6 separate regions of the Mus musculus genome follow, and regions 1, 2, 4, 5 and 6 are each linked to region 3. The links are chromatin loops, found by intact Hi-C in ENCODE. Cell type or tissue: heart. All regions are shown on one strand. Region 1 overlaps Prdm16 (PR domain containing 16). Region 2 holds the start of Prdm16 (PR domain containing 16). Region 3 overlaps Prdm16 (PR domain containing 16). Region 4 overlaps Prdm16 (PR domain containing 16). Region 5 overlaps Prdm16 (PR domain containing 16). Region 6 has its middle 7.0 kb from the start of Actrt2.

Region 1 (4,000 bases), 51 kb before region 3:
TCCTGCTGGAAATGGCCCAGGATGGCCTGGCCTTTGGAGCTGCCCTGCCAGATCATCAGCGAGGAGTTCAGGATTTGGTGAGCAATAGAGATGAGCTGGCTTGCGGGGTGGGGGTGGGGACCTGTTCAGTGACCATGGCATTTGCCTGGTACCCCATCCTCATCCAGACTTATTTGGTCTGGAATAGAAACAGGACCCCAAGGGAACAGCCCTCTAATGCAGGATTTATGGTCTCTCTGGCTCAGGCCAGGTCAGAACCAGAAAAGAAAAGCATTCTTTTCACTTCTTACTTTGGATCAAAATGAAGCTTAGGAGCCCCAGGAAATGGAATCCAGCCCCCTCTGAACCTGGCGACTTGCACAGTTTGCATTAGCTCCAGTTCACGGGTCAAAAGAGGGGTGCTCCAGCCCAAAGCAGAAAAAAACTTGTGACTCTAGGGCAAGATACCCCCACTGAAGTCTCTCATTGGCCCCAGGCTGCTGCTGCCCAGCCAGAAATCCTGGAAGGAGCAGCCTGGCTTCTTGTGACCTCTGCCGGCTGATGCCTAAAACTGTGGTGCATCAAGGGTGCTACCTGCACTCTGCCCCGCACCACCACCACCCTGCCGCCAAAATGAGTTCTGGGAATGCCCCCATCTCTTCAGCCTTCTCTCCTCTGTTACTGATGTTGAGGTCTTGGACAATAGTCAAGTGCTAGGCAGAGGGCATCCTTCACCCGTCATTTATGAGAGGGATGACCTCAGCGCTGTCACCTCTCCTCAGCCATTTCTGAGAAGACACCATTGTCACACCCAAGTGAGGAAGACTTGGCCACTCACAGAGGGCCTCAGTAGCCTCAACACAGATGGGGGGGGGCAGCCACTGGCTCCCAGCAGGGAGTGCAGGACAGTCTTCCTTCCTCTCTGGTTGATACTTTTTCCTCTCTTGTGGAGGGTTCCCCACGGCCTTTCATCCGGATTTCATATTCGCATAAAGACATCAAGAAAAGATTCTAACAGAAAGAATTATTAGGCACGGCTGTCAAAAGCTTTATCAGGGAAGGAGGAGGCTCAGTAACCCTTTGTGTGCTGGCCTGCAGCCTGGAATTCCTGATCAGCCCCTAGACATGGAGGGCAGGGTCTGTACATAGGGATGATCAGTCACACTCGTGGGCTCCGGCACTCAATTGGCCATGTACTCACATGCACACATGCGCCCACATGGGTGGACACGATGGACCTGTTTATTAGCAGACTTCTGAGATGTAGCTCTCCGGGTTTGGGTCCAGGCAGCCCTCCTAGATAATGGTTTTGGCTCCTCCGTCTGTTTCTCTTTGTTCTCCTTAAAGGACCGTGTTCATCTGCTCTCTAGACTGGGTGTCTTCACACTCTTCTCATGGGTTGGGGGGTCTCTGTACCTTGGAACTAAGATGGAGCCAGACTAGGGATGTATTCTACCCTGGACACACATTGGGCAGCATGGGTGCAGGGCAGACATCCCACACGCTACTCTGGAAGTCTCTTTACCCCCCTCCACTTCCACCCCACCCCCGGCTCTTGGGAAGATGTGTTCTGTGCTCAGGAAGGCATTAGCTACTGTGGGTCTCTCTCCTGTTTTCAGCTTCTGTTTTTCTGGTGAAGAACTTCCTCACCGGCTTGCCCCAGAAAGCTTTGCCACCTGCTGGACCCCAGTCGTTCCTCAAAGTACAGAATGGGCCTCCAGACGAAGCGTCCTGGGGACATGGGGATATTCCGCTGGTTGAGCAATAGCTTCTGGGGCTAGAACAGGGAATATCTCTGCACTGTTAACAGAAGGCCCCTCCACATTTGTAGCAAGGGGCCCCCCGGCTCCGGGGTGCACAGCGCCTTGGGATGTGTTTTCTACGCAGCCTCCCTGTGCACAGAAACCGAAAACCGCATGCCGACAAACAGCTCCCTCGGCAAACGTTTTTATTTCCAATTAGCAAAAGAAAAATTGCTAATTTGCTGTAGTTGGACCGGGCTGACGTCTCAATCTGCGGAGTGTCAGAGCAGTGAAAGAAAATGCTTCACACTGTGCTGGCGAGAGCCAGCAGCTCTAAGAGGGTCAGGGCAGCGGGCCCAGAAACCAGATTGACTGGCCACAGCGCTAAATTACTCACACAAGACACACATTGTCTGCCGTGCCAGCTCCCGGAGGACCTGCTTTCTCATTCTCTCCCCTTGGAGTGCAGTGGAGCTGGGCGGGGGAAGGGTCCAGCGTGGGAGGAGAGGGCCGGGGCCAGGCAGTGAGCCTTTGGGAGGGTGGAATCGTCTTCAGAAAGGAGCTGGCAGAAGCGGGTTAATGATTTACCCTGGCTGGTCCACATCAGTTGGGAACTGAACGGTAAAATCCCCCAAGCCCAGCCATAGCTTTGCCCCCTGAGATCAGGGTAGATAATGTCTCAAGGCTGACAGGGGACCGGGGTCGGGTGGGCGGGACATCCAGCAGGGAATTTGGAGTCTCTTTTTCTGACCTGGAGGACCTCACTCCCCTGGAAGTCTAGGCAATATCTTTCCCAGTCTGGGATTCACAGACAGGGCTATGCCTGCTTCTCGGGTTCCTCCAGTCATGGTATCTTCTTCGCAGAGTTTGGGTGGAATAAAGACCAGGAACCACTGGAGTCTCTCTCCCCTGGGGGACAGTGAGGCGGTCGTAGGGCCACAGATGTTTGTCACTCACGTAATAATGAACCTCCACACTGACCACACAACCCCTGCCAGCAGAGGCCTCCTGGGCTCTCACAGGACCTAGACAGCGTTGCCCACGGCTCCAGACAGAGGACATCCATTACATGCCCACACCAGCCTTGATAAAAGCATCCGTTCTCCCTGCTCGGCCCACACCGTCTGTCCTCCTGTATGCGACACCTCCTTCCGCATGTCTCTGTGGGTCTCAAGCCCACCCACCTCACAGGCCTGTTCCAAAAGGAGATTCCAATGCCAGGAACCACAGACTGTCTCACTATTCCAGGCAGCCAGGCAGCCCCGGGACTGCCCCAGGACTGACCCGTGCAGACTTATCCTGGGGAGATGCGCCTGGCCTCTTTCACCTCCATGTAGCTTGCACCCCCGACCAAGCAAGACCAGGGTAAAGGAGAAAGCAGCCGGGTGCAGGAGTGTGAGACCTCACTGGCTCTCAGGTCCTGGTGCGTATCTGTAATGACTGGGGTTCCCTTCCACAAACAGCACAGGGAAGGTGACCTCTCTAGAGTACTTGACCCAACTGGAAGAAGTCCCCAGTTCCCTTCCCTATCCCCTGGTGACATCTTTGTGTTGAAACCACTTTAGGTGTGCAGCCTGCTCACTCCTTGGAGGGTCTTGTGCACAGAGATGTTATCTGTGGAGTCCTAGTCAAGGGTGTCAAGAGGAGCTGAGCTGAGCCCAGCCCAGCTCTGAGAAAAACAATACCACAAGAACAAAGATACATCTGCCACTGGCACACAGCTTCAAGTGTTCCTAAGCCCAGCACATCCTGTCTGGGGAGCACATGCCATTACCCAGCCCAAGAGGATTCTTGAGACAGAGGCTGTGCCCTGGCATCAGAGCTGCCCACCGCTGATGCCTGGTTTAGAGCTGTCATCTGCAACTCTCGAGTAAAGTGATCCTGGAGAACTGGTGTTCAGCGAGGGCCTCAGAAGGGCCCACTGCTTTGCTCTAGTCTTAAGGGAAACAGACACTTCACTGGGAAAGCCCAGGGATGGATGTACTTGGGCCCTCTGGTAACAGGCAGAGCTCCCTGCTGTGTGTCTTCGAACAGTCACCTGGCCTCTCTGAGCTTCTGAATCACAATGTAAGGGACACACTCAAACCAGATAATGTATGTGGGACCCTTTTATTTATTTTTTTAACACAAGATGTAAAGAATGGCCTGGGTGTGTTGTCTTTGTGCAAGTAGAGAGGGAATGCCTACAGCTGTATTGTTGGAGAATCCTTTGTCCTGAATGGATGCAGTCTATAAGTACTATATTTTCTTCAGTAAAAATAAAGAGTTACTGCCGAGGC
Region 2 (4,000 bases), 190 kb before region 3:
TCCAACCCGAGCGGCACCTGGCCCGGGAGGAGCCGGAGGGGAGTGTCCCGAAAGGACCCCAGCTCCTGAAAGGGGCTAGCTCCGGCGCTTCCGCACCCGGTACTCACCTGGGGGCCGCGGCTGCAGCCCAACGGGGCGCGGAGACCGGAGCGCAGCGCACGGGCCCACCCCGGAGGTGCAGAGGTGCAGGACGCCCCGAGACGCCCAGGACAAGATGCCGGCCTTCGCACGGCCGCCCCCCGACGCGGGGCGCGCTAGCCTCAGCCGCCGCGCCCGGCTGAGGACCGACGGCTCCAGCGCCACTCGGCGTCCCGGGCGGTGGCAGAGCTTGGAGCTGGAGGCGCCTCGGCTGTTTGTTTTTGAGCCGCGGAGCCCGAAGCTGCAGCCACCGGGTGGGGGCGGGGGGAGGGGCGGGGGCGGGAGGCCCGCGGGGGGCGGCGGGCGGCGGGGGCTTCGGAGGAGCCGGGTTAGGGCGCGTTGGCCCTGACACCCCCTCCGCGAGCGCGGGGTGCGGGCGGGGACCGAGGGGAGTTCGGGAGGAGAGCGCTCTGGGGCGACGGCGAACGAAAGCTTTTTAATTAGTAATAAAACGCAATAAAACGCAGCAAAAGCAGCCTGGACCCGTGTCCCAACTATCAGCGCGTTTGCGGGGAGATCCAAGGAAGTCGCGCAGAAACCCGCTGCGGGCCAGTCTTCTCTACGGCCCGGCTTGGGCAGGAGCCACAGCGCTGCGCAGCGCAGGGCCAGGGCGGGGAGACGGTCACCTCGCCTCCAGGGCTACCTGGGTCCTTTTAAAGTGTCCAGGGTGCGGGCCCCGGGCGGGAGCGACGAGCAAGGAATGTTTTCTTAAAGGGCCAGTTCCGAGCTGCGCTGAAAAGGGGGGGGGAGGGGGGAGAGAGAGAAGTGAGGTGAAGACCGAGAAGGCCTCGGAGAGCCCCCCAATCCCGCGCCGAGGCGGCGGCGGCGGCGGCGCGACGAAGAGGATGATGAACACATTGCAAAGTTTTTTTGGCCCCGGCGAGGGGTGTCAGATTGAGTGCTCTGTGCGCATGTGCGAAGGTGTCCAAACTGACAATGCTAGGGAGATGAAGATAGTGTGTAGCTGCTTCTGGGCTCAAGGAGGAGGAGAGAGATTCCGCGAGCCGACACCATGCGATCCAAGGCGAGGGCGAGGAAGCTAGCCAAAAGTAAGTCTCCCGCGCTCGACCGCGCCGCGTCGCCGGGCCCGGGCCGCGGGGCCGGGGTACCCGGGCCAGGGGTGCGCGTCGGGGCGCGGTCGGCGCGCCCGCGGCTCCGGCCCCCGGTCGACCGCGCGGTCCGGGGGCTGCTCCGCCTCCCGCGCTCCGGGGCGGCCGGGCTCCGCGCGGAGGCTCGGGGCGCCCGGGCCGCGCGCTCCCCGAAGGCGCCGGCCCCCTCCCCGCAGAACCCCCTCCCCCCCACAGTGTCAGGCGCTCGGGCCCGGGAACCCGAGGCGCGCGGTGGGGGCCGGGGAGGGGGGCCGAGGGGGAGGGCCGGGGGTGGAGGAGCGAGAAAAGCGAAAGTTAGCGAAAAGTTGACGAAAGGGGAGAGTAACTTTTCCTCTTCGCTCGCTCTCTCCCTCTCTCTCTCCGAGTGGCTCTCAGTCCTGGTCAAATCATATTCCGGGCTTTTGAAATAGTGGGCGCTAGAGCACCGCCTTTGGCGTCCGCCAGCCGGGCTCAGAGGAGGGAGACCCTGAGCCGGGGAGGGGGCGGAGGAGGGGGCGCGGGCCGGCGCCCACCCGGCTCCCCGGGAGCAAGGGCAGGACGGCCGCAGCCGCTGGGGAAGCAACATGGAGACTTTTTCCTGCGCTCGAAACTGTGCTCTTGAAGTTTATTCCCAAGTGGTGCCCCGCGTGGTGGCCGGCGCTCCTCTGTGATCCTCGCGATTCGCTCCGGCCGCCCGGTGCCGGCGCCTCCGGCAGCGGGGTCCTCACTGGCCGCTTTGCTACCCGCCGCCCTGCCTCGCTTGGCCTCGCTCCGACCCTCTCGCACATGCTGTCCCCGGCACCCGCGAGCCCCAGAGGGACCAATGTCCCGGCGAGGCTACCCGGGCCCGGGGCTTACTTTCTCTTTCGCGCCGCCTCGAGCCGTGCCTGGGGCTGTGCGCTCAGCCAGCAGCGGGCTGGTCCCCACCGCAGCCCGCCGGCTCCTGCCGTCCGCACTATGGCCACCGTGTCTCGCAGCCGCCCAGCGCGCCCTCCCGTCCCAGTGCCGGCGCCATCCGCAGGAGTCGGGCCCGGGGCTTCGTCCCTTGCAGCCAGCAGGTGGGGACCCGCTGCAGGGCGGCCGGGGGAAGCGCGGCTCGAACAGCTCGGGCCACGGTCCGGCTCCAGCGAAGCGTTGAGCGCTGTACGGAGAGGATCCGAGTCGCTCGCCCCCGCCGCCCCCTCCTCTACCACGGGCCGGCTCCAGGTCCCTGCCTGATCACCAGGCCGTTCGGTCTGCGCCTCCGGGGCAGGATCCTGCCTGGCCCGGCCTCGCGGCTTCCAGAGCCGAACTCTTAAAGAGCGTGAGTCCAGCGAGCCGGTGTGGGATCCGCGATAGTTTTCCGAAAAAGCCAGGCACTTTGAGCTCCGGACCCTACGGAACTTGGCCCCACGGCGGCCCGGCTGTCTTAGGCCGCGCGCCCACTCTGCAGGGAAAAGCAACTTCCAGCCTCCGCCAAGCTTCCCTGAGCTCCGCCGTTGGAGTTCGTGGCCCCTCGGTTAAGAGCCCCTTTCCTGCCGAGCTCCCTGGCCAGCTGCCCTTGACCTCGGCCTTCTGGGCCACCCATGACCTCTGACCCCTCTTGGTGCGAACAGTGCCAGTAGGTTCCCAGCGGATGCGAAGGGGTTGTGTGCGTGTTGGGTGACTCTCCACGACGCGTGGAACGGGTGTGCAGTGTACTGTTAGAGTCCGGTGTGTACCGTGAGCCTTTGGGAGTCTCGACCCCCTGGCTGCAGGTTGGATGGTCAGGCTCTCGCTGAGGAAAGACCAAAGCTTGAAGGAGAGAGACGTAAAGTGACTGCGCTCTTTTTGTTGCCGCCGCCTTCGCTGCAAGCGAGAGACTGGCTCAGCGCACCCAGCGCGGCCCCGGAAACTTCCCAGAGGCCCACACCCGCTCGGCGCCCTGCTGGGCCTCCTGCTCTCCCTCCACCAGGTGGGGAAGGTCACTTGGCTCCGGCCCTATGTAGGGCCAGAACGGGCGTCCAGCGACGATCTTGAGGCCTTCTCTGGAGGCCAAGAACCGAAGGACACAACCGGTGGGAGTCCACAGTTCAGGGCGTTCTTGGAAACAACCCACAGGAGCTTGCCCGACAGACCCAGGGTCTCCACTTGAGTGTCAACCTGGAGACCTGGTTTCAGGCTGTGTGACTGTTACTGCTACTACCAAAACCCCTTCAAGAAGAGGGCGAGGCGGCTCAGGATGGAAGACGGCCCAGGGCTTACTGAAGACTTTCTTATTTCTTTAGACAGCATTTTAAGGGACTGTGGAAGGCTCCTGGGAACCTGACTCAATTACCTGAAGCAAGAGTGACCAGCAGCCAGCCCAGAAGCCTCCTAACTGGCTGACAGGGTCAGGGGATAGAAGAAGGAGCAAGGTCATGGTGGTTCAGGGTTTTGTTCTGCCCTCATACTACTCGGGCCCCTGAGCTGTGACTGAGATGTCCTGAGGACAGAAGGACAGATGGGCCAATGGATGTAACGGCAGGACACAGGGCTTGGGTGTGAGGTTGTCCCAGGGGTGTGCATTTTGAGGTATAATTTCGTTTGTATTTCCTGGTGCTCCTACTCCAGACCTCTGTCTGCATGGCTTGTTTAAGCTGGACCTTTCAGTTGGCCCTTTTGGTAGAATTAGGGGCCCAGAGTAGATCCTTCTGTTGAGCTTCCTAAGGACAGAAATCTCTGAAGCTCCCCAGTGAGGACTGTGATTCAGTTGGTGGGAAGTTTAGCTAAGCCTGAGCCTGGGCAAAGTGAAGATGGTTCAGATCAGGGGTCCC
Region 3 (4,000 bases):
TAATTTTAAAAACAGGATACTTAATAAAGAGAATCTTGAGGGGGCTGGCTCCTGGGTTAAGTAGGAAGCATGCTTCATTGATGAGCAATGATTATCATGACTGACAGTTTCATTGATGAGCTACAATCAGTCATTGATGAGTTATATCAGCTTGATGGGCTCTGTTCAAGGCTGCAGAAGAGCTGTAATAAAATGTTACACAGCTATGATTGGGCTGATAAGCTATGCTTTTAGAAAATAGAAATCAGAGATGGGGGCAGGAGTGGTGGTGGTAACTGCGGGGACAGAAGCTTTCAGACTTGCCAGGCCAACCAGATTAAACATGTGATCCGAGTTGAGCTCCCGCTAAGTATCCTGACATAATCTGTGACCATCGTAACATATCTGTCTTAGGGCCAGTGTCTCAGTCTCAATCCAGTGACCCATGCCAGATCCTCAGTCTGTGCTTTTCAAATGGGTACATGAGCTGAGGAAACGGGTGGGGCTGGGTACACTAGAAAGGTGACCCTGGGGCACAGAGTTGTCAGAGGGTCCCAAGGACTCCTCTGAAGGTAGAACGGGGCAGCATGGGGCTTATACAACCAGTGTCCTATGTAACAAGGCTATGTGCAGTGTTCACATGTGTGCTTAGCCTGTCCAGCCCCTGTGTGCGTGGAGTGGGAGCCATCCTTGCCTCTTCCAAGGAAGCCCTTTAGATTTGCAAATTAAAAGCATCTGGTTTCCAAGTTGGCCCCATTCTCTTACCTATAAACAGGCTGAGCCATGAGTTCTCAGAATGTTCTAGAAGAGGAATGTGCTTGGGGCTGGGGTAGCCAAACATTAGCATGCAGACATTTCCATGGAGAGGCCAGAAAGTGCCAGGCACTGGCTGGCACCCGCCCTGGAAACGCAGGCCGACTCTGCCAGCTGGGCAGCGCTGGCCATCAGCGTGCAGGGCAGAGAAGGGGGCTCCCTGCCTACCCCCAGGTCCTCAGCTCAGAGACGTTCGTTGACTACAACCCAGGACACGCTATAGCTGACTGCCTAGCCTTGTATACCTGTGTGCCACCTGCACCTCCAGAGCTCTGTGTTTTCGCCTGTCCAATCTTCTGATCTCTCCCTGCTCAAGGCATAGATGTCAGAGTTGAACACTCACTTCTCACAGTACAACCAAACAGGAAGGTAGCTTCCCGGAAACCAGGGAAGGGCTCTTGTAGCCCTGGCCCTTGAGATCTTGGCCTGAAAACATTTGCTTCATGAGCTAATTGCCCAGATCCTAGGACAAGTAGTCGCTCAGCCACTGGGCTGAATATTATTTTCATGGCTGCTCTGTGACCCTTGGTGACCCTGGAACTGCTTGCTCCTTTCAGAGAGTCATGTTTTATCACCTGAGGCACGGAATCTCAAGAGCAGGCCTCAGGCTTGGGTAGTACCTAGCATGTAGTTGATCAGCTACACTGAGAGACCCACTCCTGGGGTCCATCTGAAAAAGAATCCAGGTTTCTTAAAGACTCGGGTGAGAACTGCAGTCAAGTCCCTCTCTGCTCACTCTCTTTGTCCCCGAGTCACCATCCTTCAGTGACCATGGCCTGAGCTTTAGAAGGTCCCCTTATGACAGCCTCAGCAGAGGAGAAACACGTGCTTATAAGCAGGTGGGTTAGGTTCTGTTCCTCTCTGCACAGGTGGCCTCGTCCTAGTCACTGTCCCTCCCTCTCAGAACTCACTGCCCATTGGAGGTCTTCTCCAAAGTCAGGCTGTGGTAAAGGTTGAGACAGGAGAGAAAGCAGGAGTAAACCTGCCTGCCTTTCTCACCATCTCCTCCAGAGGCCTCCACACAGGCACAGCAAGGCCTGACAGTGGAGGGAGCAACTCAGATTTGCTGAGGGGAGAGAGACACTCGGCGATAGCATTGAGGGCTGAGTCTAAGGGAGACAGGTGTCCCTAGGACCTGGCCAGTGGTTACTGCCTGGAATATTCACCAGTGTCTGGTGGCACCTGGAGAGGGCTAAGGAGCCAGTCAGTTTCCTTCACTAGGCCTGTTCCTGGCCAGGGCCTATGGCCCACCTTGCTTTGAAGCTGGGGTACAGGCGCCCTCTATTGCCCAAGCTGGGACAACTTCTCAAACCAAGATGAAATGCCACAGTTCTCCTAGAGGTGATCTGCCTTTGGGAACCTTTAAAATAAAGACTGATAATGTTTTAGTTCCTCCCTGACTCCTTGTGTAAGCAAGCCACTTGTGTGGTCACGGAGACATGAGCACTTTCAGAGTGTCTGTGTGGTAAGGAGACAACCTGGTATTCACCTGATAGGCCAATGTTCACCAGGGAAAAACGTGGCTAGCATGCTAGATACCTGCTAGAAAAGACAGGGCCAGGCTGAACTGCTCTAGAGGCCTCTACTTAGCAATGCTATTTAAACCTTCCAGGGGGGCTGGGGACTCCTCTAAGCTCCTCTTTTGGGATATAACAGCAGGGTCCTTCCCTGAACCCAAGGGTAGCCATACAGGGAAGGGGACAGCTGTGTAGCACCAAGGGGACCAGGGGCTTCAGAGATATAGCAAACAGCCGTGTGCCGGTCAGTTTCCACTGTGCTCCCACCCAAAAGCCACAGCATGTTACTAGACCCTTGGAGGGAGGGAGGGAGGGCAGGCCAGAACCCCCAGACTTGGGACCTGCAAATAGCTGCTCAGCACCCCTAAAAGAAGGTTTACACCTGATGCTGGGGTGCACTGGGAGTGCTTTGTATCCAAGATGGCATCTCTGCCTCAGTGGGCACGTGGTGTCTCATTGTCAGAGCCCAGAAGTACAGCCGGCCAGGATAGAGAGGTTGGGGGTGCTAGCAGAGCTTGGGCAGCAGAAAATGGCTCCTCTCCAGGGTTAATATTAACTTACATCTTTAAAAGCCTAAAATGTCAGTGTCCTGCCTGGGACCAAACATGGACACACACACACACACACACACACACACACACACACACACACAAACACAGAGTGCGAGAGAGCATGCCAGCCCCCGGCAGTTTATCCCTGACTCACTGCAGCACAGCCATGCCCTGGGGCTCCAGTCTGGAGTTTCTGACCCAGCAAGCAGGTGCCTATACTATCTTACTACTTACTTCTCACCCAGAAGACAAATGCTCGACTGGTGCTGGGCCCTGAGGGCACTGTAGGAAGTGTGGCTGGCCTGGGAAGGCTTCTCGCAGCACAAAGGTCCTGAGAGGCAAGAGTTCTGAAACCTCTCGGAGGCCTTCCATCAGCTGGACTTCACGGGACTGACAGGTGGGGCAGGCTGGGGCTGGGCAAGTGCAGAGCCTGCGAACTACCCTGGCACTACCCATGTCAACAAACCTGTGGGGATCCCAGACCAAACTCCGGGAAGGCAGTTGGGGGAAGGAGACACTTTCCGTTTCTGAGAAGGTCCAAAGGTAGGAGACCTGTTCTGCCTTCGTGGTTCTGTCTCGGTGTCCAGAACCTCGTTTTAAAATTGTGTGGTTCCCTGAAACCTCTTGGCACATCAGGTAGAGGCCAGAAGCTGAGAAAATAGTACTTCACACACCCCAAACTGTGGGTTTATGACAGACCTGGAAACATTTCAGAGGAATGTGTGAATGATGTCACCAAATACAATTTTATGAGTCCTGAGGACAGAAGCCACTGTGGTCCTATGGGGCACCTCACCCAGCCTCCCAGAGTGCTTGTGGAGGACCTGTGATGGCCCTGGGGCATTGTCCCAGCTGTGTTTCCCTGCCCCTTGTGTCCTTTGGGAATGTGCACCGCAGAGAAAGTTCCTCGCTCTCCCATGGAGGGGTTCCAGAGAGACCAACCCTAGAGAACTGCAGGCTTGATGTACTCTGTGGATGGATTGGCAACCTTATCCTCGCCCAGGGAGTGGTCCATAAATACTGGTAGCTGGGTCTCTTAAAAGGAAGACTTTCTTATAGGTCTCCCAAGAAAGCAAAAGGGGGGTGTAAAGCATAATATGTAGGGGTTTGCTGCCCAGAGTCAGAGGAAGATGGCAGACT
Region 4 (4,000 bases), 120 kb after region 3:
GAAATGTTGCATCCACAGGGGGTTATAGAGCAAGCAGGACCGAGACCTGATATTGCTCAGGCTGTGCAACATCAGGTGTGCGAACCAACAGTCACATCCGGGCATATTTTGCAGGTGGTCATGTGAGTCACATTGTGTCCCAGACTGTGGAAGAAAGGCTGTGTCCAAGGACACCTATGTGCCCCAGAGGCCACTCAGGACTCCCTAGGATACAGTAGAGGCCCAGACCTGTGATAAACAAGTCTGGTGAGGCAGTTAAAAGTATAGCAGGAGCAAGGGGAGCCTGGCCTCAGACAAGGCTGGAGGCTGAAGGGACCTACTGAAGAAGGGAACCATACACAAGGGGGCGACACAAGAGTTCAAGGTTGGAAGGTCACATGCCTGAACGAAGGGCCTGGACAGGAGGAAGGGCCCCTCTCAGAGTAGCATCCCTTTCTCTGGGGCCTTAAACTTCCTTGGTTTTTATGGGGCATCCAAGGACCAGAGGATTCGCAGGCTCTGAGAGTCCAAGGGCAAAGTTAATAAATGCGGCCCTGAGTATTCTAAGCTCAACAGGGACAGAAACACAGTCAGACACCCTGGGCAGGGGCCCACACAGACCTCCAGGGTCCATCCAGAGCCTGGCTCCTCCTGTACTGGATAGTACAGTGCTATAAAAACTGCTTTGACACAGCCCCTCCTGGCTGTGCCCCTGCTGTCCTCGGGCACGTCCGCAACCACATGACAGAGGCTCGTGACCAGTGTGCTACTCTAGAGCCTGCCACCAGCCCCAAATCGCAGTGGGGCAGAGCCCATAGGAATGCAAGCCTGCTGTATTTAGAACAATCACACATCCATGTGGGTGAAAAAAATTTTAAAAGCCCCCCCCCCATCTTTGCCCTCACGGAGGCTGACATAGCAGGCTCTGGCTCTAGAGAGGAAGGCAGCCTGTCTCACAGCACTGGCGCTGGAAATCTTGTGTGTTGTGTTGTCACCTAGCAGGGCTCATTTCCCAAATATGAAAGTATATACTCGCACAAACACGGTTTTCAAGTGCTGTGTGTGTGCCTCCGAGATCCAGATAAGCGCCCAAAGGCGTTCTGACGACTGTTTTGCATATGTGTGCTCATATACCTGAGCACACACATGCACTTATACTAAACACACACTGCATGGATGCACATGGATGCAGAAAAAAATACACCACGGAGACAGAATCCCTGCTGCAGGGTCCGTCTGTGTGTACAGCCCTCGGGGAAGCCCTGTCAGCTCAGACTCCCACAATGCACCGCAGCTCAGACTCCCACAAGGCACAGCTCGCTCCTTTCCAGGGCGCCTCACATGTGCTGCGGAGCCTGGAAGGTCCCTTCTTAAATCACGCACTGTTCTTTGTTTTGGGCCTGGTTTCTTTATTGTGGGTATTGCTTGGGCCCTGTTATAAAACTGGGAGAGAGCCGGCCTCTGTTCTCTGCTGTTAGGGCCAACGAGGCCACGCCTGGAGGGCAGCCACACAGCAGACGTCTCTCACTGACCACAGCTTCTAACTGCGCCATGCTCTCTGGTAAAATGGTTTCCCAAGTGCTTGGTCAACCTAGTGGGGGTGTGGCAGGCAATACTCTGAGCACACAGGAGCCCATAGTAGCTTGAAGGATTCAATATGGCTACTAGCTGGCCTCAGCATCGAAACCACAGTCCCAAAATCCCCCCACCTGACCTCCAGGGTTACTAAGAGCATTAGATAGCCACCACGAGCCCCCAAGTGAAATGGGGCTGGTTCAGGGTCTTCAGTCAGCAGAGGGCTGCTTTCCCATCTCAGGGTAACCAGCCAGAACAGCTTTCTGTATCTTTCGGTGGCTCAAGGCTGCCCTCTTGAGGCTGAATAAAGAATGTCACCTCGCACTATCTCAGCATCTTACTCCCTCCAGTATAGAGCTCAGGGATAGTTAAAACCTGGCCTAGATGTCTCTAAGAATAGAATCCTAGGACATGTCTGAACTCTCCAGCTGGGTAGTCAGGTGACCTCGGGGACTCCACAGTGGACACAGCTCCCACGGCACTTGATCTCTCCTCTGAGGCAAGGCGCACCTGTTTTCCAGGTGCAAGTACTGTGACCGGTCATTCAGCATCTCCTCCAACCTCCAGCGGCACGTGAGGAACATCCACAACAAAGAGAAGCCGTTCAAGTGCCATCTGTGCAACCGCTGCTTCGGGCAGCAGACCAACCTAGACCGGCACCTGAAGAAGCACGAACACGAGGGCGCACCAGGTGGGTGGGGTGTTGGGCGTGGCGGCGGAGGGGCGTGGCGGAGGAGGGGCGTGGCGGCAGAGGGCGTGGCGGAGGAGGGGCGAGGGAAGAGACCTGGCAAGCAAGGGCAACATCACCCCTCAAACAACTTTCTAAGAAACAGTTCCCTGAGATCACCCCAAGTGCACATTGGCACTGAGTGAGGGCTGGATGCCCCCAAGAATGCCCCTGACACTCAGCCCATCCACAGTGAGCCAGCACTCCGGGGTGCTCACGAACCACCTGGGCACCAGCGCCTCCTCCCCCACCTCCGAGTCGGACAACCATGCACTTTTAGATGAGAAGGAAGATTCTTACTTCTCCGAGATCCGAAACTTCATCGCCAACAGCGAGATGAACCAGGCATCCACTCGAATGGACAAACGGTAAGAAAAATAAGCCAACCCAGGCAGGTCTAGACTCAGCTCCTCTAATGGTATTGTCCAGGATGCATGAATCTCCACCCCTGGATGGTACTAGGTCCCATATGAAGGAGGTCCCAAAACAAGCAGAGTCCTCCCTACCAACCTCCCCATGTGCACACCTGCAACCACTTTTCCACTAAGAGGGAGAGGGAGACAGAGACAGACAGAGACATAGAAACAGAGAGAGGGGGAATTCAGCCAGGCTACAGAGGTGTTCTCTGACACCTCACATCCAAATGTCAGTGTCTCCTTTACGTGGGGACTCTCCCTTCGGCACGGACACCTCCATATCCCAGGAAATGAAACTGATCAGAGAAGTCATTGAAATATAGAAGTTCTCTAAACCCTAAGAAATTTCAAGAAGGGTCTCCAGTTTTGAAGAGGAGAACCAGAGGCTCATAGAAGTGGCATGACTTGCCAGTGCACGCCTTTAATCCCAGCAGTTGGGAGGCAGAAGCAGGCGATTTCTGAGTTCAAGGCAGCTTGGTCTATAGATTGAGTTCCTGGACAGCCAGAGCTACACAGAGAAACCCTGTCTCAAAAAAATAAAAAATAAAAACAAGGGGCTGGCGAGATGGCTCAGTGGGTAAGAGCACCCAACTGCTCTTCTGAAGGTCCGGAGTTCAAATCCCAGCAACCACATGGTGGCTCACAACCATCCATAAAGAGATCTGACTCCCTCTTCTGGAGTGTCTAAAGACAGCTACAATGTACTTACATATAATGAATAAATAAATCTTTAAAAAAAAAAAAAGAAATACTATAAAAAAAAGGGGGGGTGGCATGACTTGCTGACTCAAAACTGGCCCAGAACCTAGAGCCAGGACCCATCCCTTATTGCATGAGCCATCATGGGCCACAGCTCTGTGCCACCAGGGTCTAGCTTGCTCCCATCCACTTTGAAGAAATGAGGGAGGGTTCTCCAGAGATGTGTTTCTTCAGACACTTGTCTGTACCTCCAAGGCAGGCTGCACCTCCCTTGTCTCTGGTGCTTTGGGGAAACTGTGAAGACCAGACCAGTCCACACCATCAGTAAGGATGTCTTAAACTCTTTTACTGCTCACAAGTCTTTGGTCTTGCTGGCAGTCCCTAATTACACATGAGGGCCCAGGCTGCAGCCCACCAAATGCCCTGGCTTACCCTCATCCTGGCCTTAGGCACAGTGCTCTGAATGGAACCAGCCCTGTCCTTCAAGATGCAGTGTCTGAGAGCCACTCACTTGTTCAACAGCTTGATGCCCTCCCTGTCAGAGGAAGCTGTGTGTGAGAAGGTACCTCCACAGCAGGCCTTCCCTGACCCCTCAGAGAGCTAG
Region 5 (4,000 bases), 92 kb before region 3:
GCCAGAGGGCCAGGCGGCCATTCACCTGCAGCCTTCTGGAAGGGGAGTGGAGGAGGAGGAAGCAGCTTGGGGGTGGGCAGTAGAGGGTACCGCCCCCAGTCCCATAGGGAGGGGGCTCTGGTCTGTGGAGGGAGGGGTGCGCTCAGGCTGATCTTTCATCCCTGCAAACACCAGACTGCCCCAGCTTGTGGACATCATTTGGAGGGAGAACAGAAAAACAAACAAACAAACAAACAAACATACAAAAACAAAAAATGAAAGCATGTGCCCCCTGGGAAATGTAGCCCCCCCCCCCAACTATCTGCCTGGCCCCTGGGAGCCAGGTCACAAGGTGGCACTGTGTTCCCACAAAGCATATTGGTGGCCCCCTGCCCCAGCCCTGGTGGCAGAGAGGCTCAGCATCCTAGCTCTTTCCCCCTGGTTTGGTGGAAGGCCAGGACAGGGCACAGAGCCAGTGGCCATAGCGCCCAGAAGAGGCGGGGTCTAAGAGTATACAAGAAGGACCCTGAAGACCCAGGTCCAATGCAGACAACAGAGCCACTCCAGCTGCCCCCCTCCCCAGTATCAAGGCCGAAGGCCAGTGAACGTGCCCCTCCCTGATGCTGACCCAACTTCACCAAGCATTCACAGCCATTTGAGGACCTGGGGCTTGCCCTGTCTGCAGCCAAGGCCACAGAGGAAAAGGCTCAGAAACTGGTACCTTTCATCCTCTGCCTCATGGTGCCAATCACACAGGACCACTAATCCTCCCACTGTCCCCCCCACCCCCTGTTAAGAGAGCCTACTGGACTCACCCTACCCCTAAGAGCAGCTTGGGAAAACAGCAAGCCAATCCCAGTACCCATATTTCCAGAAGCCAGCCTTCCAGGCAGAGGGCAGCCACCCCCCTGGCCCCCGCATGCCACCTCACCCCCATTTTCTTGAGGCATACGGGTTTACTTTCGACCTTACTCTGGCCTGTGAATGGCAGCCACAGGCTGTTTGGTAGGAGCTACAGAGATAAATGTGTCTATAAATAGTTTGGTGACAGTTGTCATAGCGTTTGCTCAGCATTTAACCCCTTGCTCCTCCACCATGCTGCTGAGGGCAGAGAGGCAGGGAAACAGAGCAGAGACCAGGTGCTAGGAGAACACGTTCATCTCACCCTGGCCAAGCAACACTGCAGCACCCAGTGGCTCAGAGCCTTCTCTGGGACCCTGCAGCAGGCAGGTGTGGACTCTGGGAAAGGTGGAATTCCTGTACTCCATTTTGCAAATATTCCATCACAGCTTCTGGGTCTGTAGGCAGACAAGGGTGTATGAAGAACTCGGGTTCCCAAGCCTGACCGTGCTGAGTCCTCTCGTGTAGGCCCCTTTAGACTGAGTAGGCCCAGGTCCCTCCTGGGCTCTGGTTGACTCTGTTAAAAAAGTCCTCGAGAACTCTGAAATGCCTGAGCAAGCCTAGCTAAGTACTCAAGAGAGGCTGAGGGGAATGAAGCTTTCCCTCTGTCATGAAGGACTAGGAATCTTCCAAGCACCAAACCCCAAGATAGCAACTCAGCCAGGAGATCTGAGCTTGGGTGTCTGACCTGGGGCCACTGTGCACCAGAATGGGGTGCCCACTGTATAAGCCAGTCACCCAGGCCACTCACCCTAGGTAGCCACGTGGACAAATTGTAGGAACTGCCTAGCTAACTGTGGGAGAGGAGATCAGGCGAGGGTGGGGTGGTGAGGTGGGCATCTTCTCCTCACCTCCTCATTTCAGGAGAGCAGCAGCTGTTGGCCGGAAGCAGGCTTCACTCTGGGGGAAGAGCCTGTTAAACCAAGCGTCCAGAGATACACCTGTGTTCAGCCTTGCAGTATTCACACCAGCCAGAGGGTGGAAGCCACTGTGTCTATGGAGTCAAGCAAGGTTTTACTCACACGGTGGGGCACCACTCAGACCCAGAAAGGAAGTTAGTTACAATGCACCCTGCAACTCGGGAGGGACCTAGAGGACAAGGTGCTCGGTGAGATAAGCCGATCTGCCAAGGCCAAGTCCTGTTCCAGTCTGCTTACGACTGGCCCCTGGAGGAGTCTGCTTCATAAAGACAGATGGCAAAATGGAGGCTGCTCAGACCTGAAGAGGAAAGGGGGGTGGTTCATATTTAATGGACACAGAGTTTCAGATCCAACATGGGAAGTGTTCAAGAGAAGGGCCCACGTGAGTGCATTGTGCTTCCTGATGTGGGTGCTTAATGTCACTGATCCGTCGCTAGAGACAGCTAAGATTTTATGTGATGTGTACTCTGCCGCAACCAGTCAATTTAAAATATTTTTCTTCGCGGCTGGGTGTAGAAATCAGGGCCTTGCCCACGTTAGGCTAGGTCTGGGCCACCGAGCCCTGCTTCATCCTTACTCCAGTTGTTTCTAAACCTTCACCTGGGTTGGAGGTTCCAGAGCTGGTATCTGTAGCCAACCCTCCCAGCCTGAAATTCGAGGTGACAGCATGTTGACCGTTCAGGAGGCAAAGGGTTAAAGAGGGCACCCGCTCAGCCCGCCAACTCAGACTGGGCTCGGCGGGGCCAGGGAGCCTTGCTGTGATTTAGAAGAAAAAAAACACTAAGATTTGAGCGATCCGTGGGCTACCTCGCTGCCCCCGGGGCTCGGGGAAGTGGTATATTAACGAAGGAATAAAGGAGAGGAAGAAAAAGGCCAAATCACATCTCTCTGAAACAAAGAGGCTTTTTACCAGGAACAAGCCTTGATAAAAATTACAGAGGCATCACGGCCATTCAGTGCCTGCCTGCCCCGGGCGATGGAGGCGGCCAGGAAATGGAAGATGCGGGTTTGCCGCAGAGCTCAGTGTCCCCAGAGCATTGCAGGACAAATAATCATGTTGGAATAATGCATCAGGCCTTAAGTGGGGCCAGGTGGCCGGGGCTGGCCAGCGCCTTCCATGGCCCTCAGTAAGGGCTGGGTTCAGGTTGCTGGCCCTGGGCTCCTGGACCCTGGTAGGCTGTGTGCTGGTCCTAGGCTGTGCAGGAGTGGGGGGTGGGGCAGGGTGGGCCTGGCTGTTTACCTTCTCTTTGGATAGATTTGGTTATCTTTGAGCCCAACGCATGCATGCGATTTCTTTGAGGTAGGCTGGGGTTTGTCTGAGCAGGTGGCTCAGACACTAGGAGGAGTGGTCACAGGACACCCTACGTTAGCATGGGCTAATTGGGCTCAGCCATTGGCTTCTAGGCCTGGCTCTTCGTCCTCAACTTGTGGCCTCTTTGACTGTGAAATGGGTTGAATAGTAAATGACAGAAACCACTCAAGGCTGCGGGAAGGGGTTGCCAGCGTGGCTTTTGGAACCGGTGGAACAAACTGTCATTGCCTGGGTGATCTAAGCTGAATGTCTATAGTTCCGGTGTGTCAGGGTTGTGTTCCTCCGGAGACTCACTCTGGGTTACAGTCCGGTCTAATGCCTCATCATAAGTCCATACATTTATAAATAAATTATTTTTAAGTAAAGCCCCATTCTGAGGTATTTGGACTTGAGCTGAGCGAGCCAGCCATTAATAAGGGTAGCCAGAGATCTACTTCAAGGCTAGTGTAGGCCCCTACCAGGGACAGGCCTGGAATTGCTTCGTTCTTCATCTGTAAAGAGGAGGCAGTTCTCGGGTGGGGTCCTTGCTTCCCTTCATAATTATAACAAAGACCGAGGAGTGAATGGCCAGGTCGTGTGGGTGACTTCAGCCAGGATGGAGAAACCAAGTGGGCAGCGCAAGCTCCTTGCCAGGTCATCTCCATACACCCTATCTTTGGAGGAACGGCTCAGAGAGGCCTGTGCCACATTCAGGTCAGCCAGCGCTAACCACCAAGCCACCCAGGCTCCCCCAAGCTCTAATGGCAATTTGGGTTGCATCAGCTCTGCAGCTGGGGCCATCCCTGCGGACAGGGTTGAGAATGTAAACGGCGATTGATTATTATTAACATTTAGCATGTTTGCAGAGCCATCATTCCTTGGCTCTATTAATCTGCTGTGTTAACAGCTG
Region 6 (4,000 bases), 230 kb before region 3:
TAGAGAAACTGGCTTTGCTTGTTGGGATCACTGCCACTCTGCCAAGTACCTGCCAGCTGCCACACCTCACAAAAGTCCCCCTCAAGCCCTTGTCACCCACGTTGGGATAGCCTCTGGACTGAGATGTTGTCTTTTTGGTACCTTAAGTTCCCGTGGATTTTCTTTAAAAGATGATGTCAGGGCAAGGGAAGATGGCTTTGAAGGATGACCTACCTACCTGGTGTGAGGTCACAGTGAAGACACCTTCAAGAAACCTGAGCATCCAAGGCCCCTCCCAGAAGAGCACAGAATGGGAGGTGCCCTATAGAGTCTGGTGTGCCCTATACAGTCTGGTGCACGTGCATATTCACTTGTTAGATGATTGGCTCTGTGACTTAAGCAAAGAGCTGAGAATCTGATTGACAGACATGTTTCTGTGACCACTTTAACAAGAGACCAGAAATGGAGCAGCTTAGAACAGGAGGATTCCTTATGTCTGGAGTAAAAGGGTGAAAGCCAGGTCCAGGCATCCTCTGAGAATCTGGCCAGGGACTGTCTCTGTCTGTCTGTCTGTCTGTCTGTCTGTCTGTCTGTCTCTCTTTCTGTGTTTTTTTGTTTTGTTTTTTTGAGACAGGGTTTCTCTGTGTAGCCCTGACTGTCCTGGAACTCACTATGCAGACTAGGCTGGCCTCAAACTCAGAAATCCGCCTGTCTCTGCCTCCCAAGTGCTGGGATTAAAGGTGTGCGCCACCACAACCTAGCTGACTTTTCTGTCTCTTGGATACAGGATGCACCTTTGTTTGTAGTCACATGCTCGTTCTACCTTTGTTGTCAAATCCTCCCGACATATCCCTTTCCTTGCTTCTGAGGGTGCCAGAGGCACTTTTTGAGGCCCACCTAGTTCTAGCTTACTTAATTATACTGCGAAGACCCAATTTACAGGTAAATTTGTATTCTGAAATTCTGAGTGATGTAAGTTTGTGTATGTGCTGGGGGGATATAGTCCAACCTCATGAGCACACAAAGGCTTGCAAGCTCCCCGATTCTCAGCATGGTCCAGGCAAAGGCTGGGGAGGTTGCAAGCCTCTGTGTTCAGTCTCTCGGGACCCAAGCCCACTTCTGGTCTAAGACCAGACAAGAAGGAAACAGGTGGCCCCGGAGCTTCCTCCTCTGATGAGCCTTGGGCAGGCAGGGTATATCTGCCAGCCAGTGAGCCCCTGGCACACCCCTTCTCTTCTAAACTAGCAGAACTTGCATGCAGTGCAGGCAAGCCCAAGTGGGATTGCTCGATTCTGCGCCTACTATTGTCAATTTCCTAAGGGCCTCCTAGACCGTGCACATTGGGCCAGGGGGCTCCATCTCCTCTTGGCAGGGGTGGTTAGGCAGCAATCTCACCGTGGACATGGACAAAATCCTTCCACCTGGAGCTGAAACTCCATGGCGACGATAAATCTTCCCCCCCAAGCCCCCCCAACCCGCCCCCTCATCGTGTCTGGCTTTCAGAATCACAGCCTGCCATTTGTAACATGAAAAATGTTGCCGTGCAGGCTGGAAGTGGCAGGCGCATGGTAAGACAGTTAGCGCGCCTACCTCAGCCTCAAACACAAAGCCTTTTCTTTCTCCAGCTGGAAATGGGTACGGCCCGTGAATGCAAAGAGCTCTTTTCAACATTAGATTTTAAATTATTTGAATTAAACCTGGAATCCTTCCGGGCCCTGAGCTCTCTTGGTTATTCATCATTGGCTAAGTGTAGAAGTCTGTTCGGCCTCTCTGGGGACTGCCTGACTTCGAAGCCGCATCTGAAATGCTATAAACTATTTAAAACCCAAAGCTTGGCCGTGTTTAGTTGGAGGGAGCACATTAACACGCACTCCGCCACAGAGCTCTTTGGGGAAAGGACGGCTAGCTCGGCTAGTTCGTGTGTGTTTGCTTACTCGGTGGGACTCTCCTCTGGGTAATCACCGCAATACGCTTGAAAACAGACCTCATCCCCGCTGAGACAGGGTGATGCTTTCCCCTTATTTAGCAAACATTGATTCTTTTTTCTCTCTCCTAGTGTCCCGCGCTGCCCGGAAATTAACAAGCCCACTCGCTCCTGTCCAAGATTCCCCAATTCTTCCACCCCTAGACCCCGCGGCAGTTCCACACGGGCACCAGCAGGGGGCGGAAAATGCTTTTTGTAGTTTAGAGGGTCAGGACGCAGCTCCCTTGGGACTAGCCTGGGATCTTAGGTTCTGTCTTTCGAGTTGCCCCAACTGTCCAAGCTGGGGAAGGGAGGGAAGGGAGGAATCCCGCAGACAGAGTTGGGGCTAGGGACACAGAGACACCTTGAACTGAAGACCAGAAGGGAGGAATCCCATGGACACAGTAACACAGACACAGCCTGGAACTGAAGTAAAAGGAGGTGTCTCTATGAACAAAGCTGAGGCCAGTGGGGCACGAATGACCTGAGCGGAGGAGAGATTCCCACAGACAAAACTGGGACCAGGTGGGCAGGGCTTTCCCTGGGTGCTGAGAGGAAAACCCTCCTTTGTTTGGGTCAGGTCAAGAAAATTTGAAAAAGAAAGAAGTGGGCAGCAGTAGCAGTAGTCATTTAAAATAGTGAGGCCATGGACAATCACTGGGAACATTCTCACTAGGTGTGTCCCTACTGGCTGGCTGTACTCACCAGGGAAGTACTTTGCAAAGCCATATGCCCTTGCCTCCGGGGAAGCGAGGGCCAGAAAGCAGAAAGCAGGCACCTGACATACTGGGCAATGGTGTGGGCTGATGACTGGGGGTTTGGGGGAGGGGAGCAGGGTGGTATATGAGGGGTTCTAACTAGACTGGAATTGCCAAGCTGGGGGCGTAGTCGTCTCACTTCTATTCTGTAGCCCTGACCTCATAGTATGGACTAAAATGGTTTTCACAAATGACAATGAGGACACTGGTTTCCATTTCTCTCTCCATCTCCCTTTTTCTCCATTCTCTCTCCCCCTCCCCCTCCCCCTCCCCTCCCCTCCCCCCCCTCCCCTCCCCCCCCTCCCTGCCCTCAAGGTAAGTCAGATTCCACTTGGTAAAGCTTCTGTGCAGTTCAAAACAGCAATGGACAGAGCCCACGGAAGCTGAGCTCACCTCTCCCTCCCCCTTGAGCCTTACGGTCAGACTTCAGTTCCAGCTTCTATTAACCAGAGACCTCCTCACTCCTGAGGTTTCCAAATTGGGATGCCCACTCGAGTGTCTGAAAGCACGATGTAACTGGTGTCTGTTGATAATTCTAGGAGCAGGACACCTCACAAGGAGAAATCCTGGAGAGTTGCATTTCCAGCAACTCTGGAAATGGGCAGTCATAACTCTTGAGCATGCTACAGCCTGGCTCCATTTTAATAGCATTTGGAACACCCAAACATCAGTGTAGGTTTCCAGCCACACACGTCCATGGGAAAGGACCTAATAACCCATGCCTGACAGTGTTCACCTCTGTCGAGAGAGGTAGAGCCCCCAACTCTGGATGGTATACTTCTTTCAAAGTTCTGATAAATGATACACAATGCTCTCCAAAATTGAAAAGGTGGGGATAATTTCCCAGAGACCAAGCATGGAACTGGTGGTTCGGAAGGGCTGGAGAGTGTTCAGTTGGCTGTGATATATATCCCTCGAGGCTGCTGTAAGTATTCCAGTGCCTAGGCTGTGCCTGTAGGAGGTTGGAGTATCTTCAGGTTCTGTCTTGCCTGACAATGTGATAGGAACCCTAGAATTCCCGATTGCCCCCAATGTTGGTGGTGCACAGAGGTGAGTAGAGCAGCAGGCTTAATGGTCACCACAGGATATCACAATGGGGGGATGGGTAGCCTTAGGAACTCTAGAGAAGTGAGGCTGGAAGGGTAGGTGCTACAAGGGCCAAGCTTAATACACAGGATTGGGTTCCATATATGAGTAGATAGATGGATGAATGAGTGGGTGGACAGATGGGTGGATGGATGGGTGGACATATGGGTAGACAGATGTGCAGATGGATGGATGGATGGATGGATGGATGAAT

What was found. A loop is a pair of places that touch in the nucleus more often than their neighbours do. Peaks named below come from ENCODE experiments on the same cell type or tissue, not always from the same donor. Only the 100,000 strongest peaks of a DNase experiment are listed, where the experiment ranks them.
Region 1: it touches region 3 in a loop (7-fold over the local background); 2 of 42 quality-filtered maps call a loop at or near these places.
Region 2: a loop joins it to region 3, with 9 times the contacts of the local background. A loop is called at or near these places in 13 of 42 quality-filtered maps.
Region 4: it touches region 3 in a loop (2.5-fold over the local background); 5 of 42 quality-filtered maps call a loop at or near these places.
Region 5: it touches region 3 in a loop (1.9-fold over the local background); 3 of 42 quality-filtered maps call a loop at or near these places.
Region 6: it touches region 3 in a loop (8-fold over the local background); 10 of 42 quality-filtered maps call a loop at or near these places.

Annotation. Positions count from the first base shown.
Region 1 is chr4:154,498,052-154,502,051 of GRCm38, reverse strand. All of the region lies in intron 2 of Prdm16 (PR domain containing 16), which reads left to right. Among named protein-coding and RNA genes, the nearest start is that of Gm52688, 6.9 kb to the left of the region's middle. In heart, a CTCF peak has its summit at 2,165; a DNase peak (open chromatin) is centred at 2,101; H3K27ac peaks cover 3,217 bases; H3K27me3 peaks cover 651 bases.
Region 2 is chr4:154,633,910-154,637,909 of GRCm38, reverse strand. Prdm16 (PR domain containing 16) reads left to right here and starts at 1,037. Exons shown (of 17, transcript NM_027504.3): 1 at 1,037-1,187. The coding sequence starts at 1,151. 5930403L14Rik (RIKEN cDNA 5930403L14 gene) reads left to right here and starts at 1,543. Exons shown (of 1, transcript NR_045643.1): 1 at 1,543-4,000. It overlaps Prdm16os (Prdm16 opposite strand transcript), which reads right to left and starts at 330. Exons shown (of 2, transcript NR_168731.1): 1 at 108-330. In heart, CTCF peaks have their summits at 1,656 and 3,152; DNase peaks (open chromatin) are centred at 1,039, 1,609, 2,019 and 2,939; H3K4me3 peaks cover 4,000 bases; H3K27ac peaks cover 4,000 bases; H3K27me3 peaks cover 1,790 bases.
Region 3 is chr4:154,447,486-154,451,485 of GRCm38, reverse strand. All of the region lies in intron 3 of Prdm16 (PR domain containing 16), which reads left to right. Among named protein-coding and RNA genes, the nearest start is that of Gm52688, 57 kb to the left of the region's middle. In heart, CTCF peaks have their summits at 1,863 and 2,063 (motif pointing left); a DNase peak (open chromatin) is centred at 2,015; H3K27ac peaks cover 2,456 bases; H3K27me3 peaks cover 1,565 bases.
Region 4 is chr4:154,326,909-154,330,908 of GRCm38, reverse strand. It overlaps Prdm16 (PR domain containing 16), which reads left to right. Exons shown (of 17, transcript NM_027504.3): 13 at 2,076-2,245; 14 at 2,475-2,649. Among named protein-coding and RNA genes, the nearest start is that of Arhgef16, 29 kb to the right of the region's middle. In heart, CTCF peaks have their summits at 313 (motif pointing right) and 1,860 (motif pointing left); DNase peaks (open chromatin) are centred at 718 and 1,848; H3K27ac peaks cover 2,203 bases; H3K27me3 peaks cover 1,113 bases.
Region 5 is chr4:154,539,771-154,543,770 of GRCm38, reverse strand. All of the region lies in intron 1 of Prdm16 (PR domain containing 16), which reads left to right. Among named protein-coding and RNA genes, the nearest start is that of Gm13133, 8.5 kb to the left of the region's middle. In heart, CTCF peaks have their summits at 334 (motif pointing right) and 1,846 (motif pointing right); a DNase peak (open chromatin) is centred at 473; H3K4me3 peaks cover 850 bases; H3K27ac peaks cover 4,000 bases.
Region 6 is chr4:154,672,908-154,676,907 of GRCm38, reverse strand. No RefSeq gene overlaps it. Among named protein-coding and RNA genes, the nearest start is that of Actrt2, 7.0 kb to the right of the region's middle. In heart, a CTCF peak has its summit at 2,128 (motif pointing right); no DNase peak of the experiment used is centred here; H3K27me3 peaks cover 3,688 bases.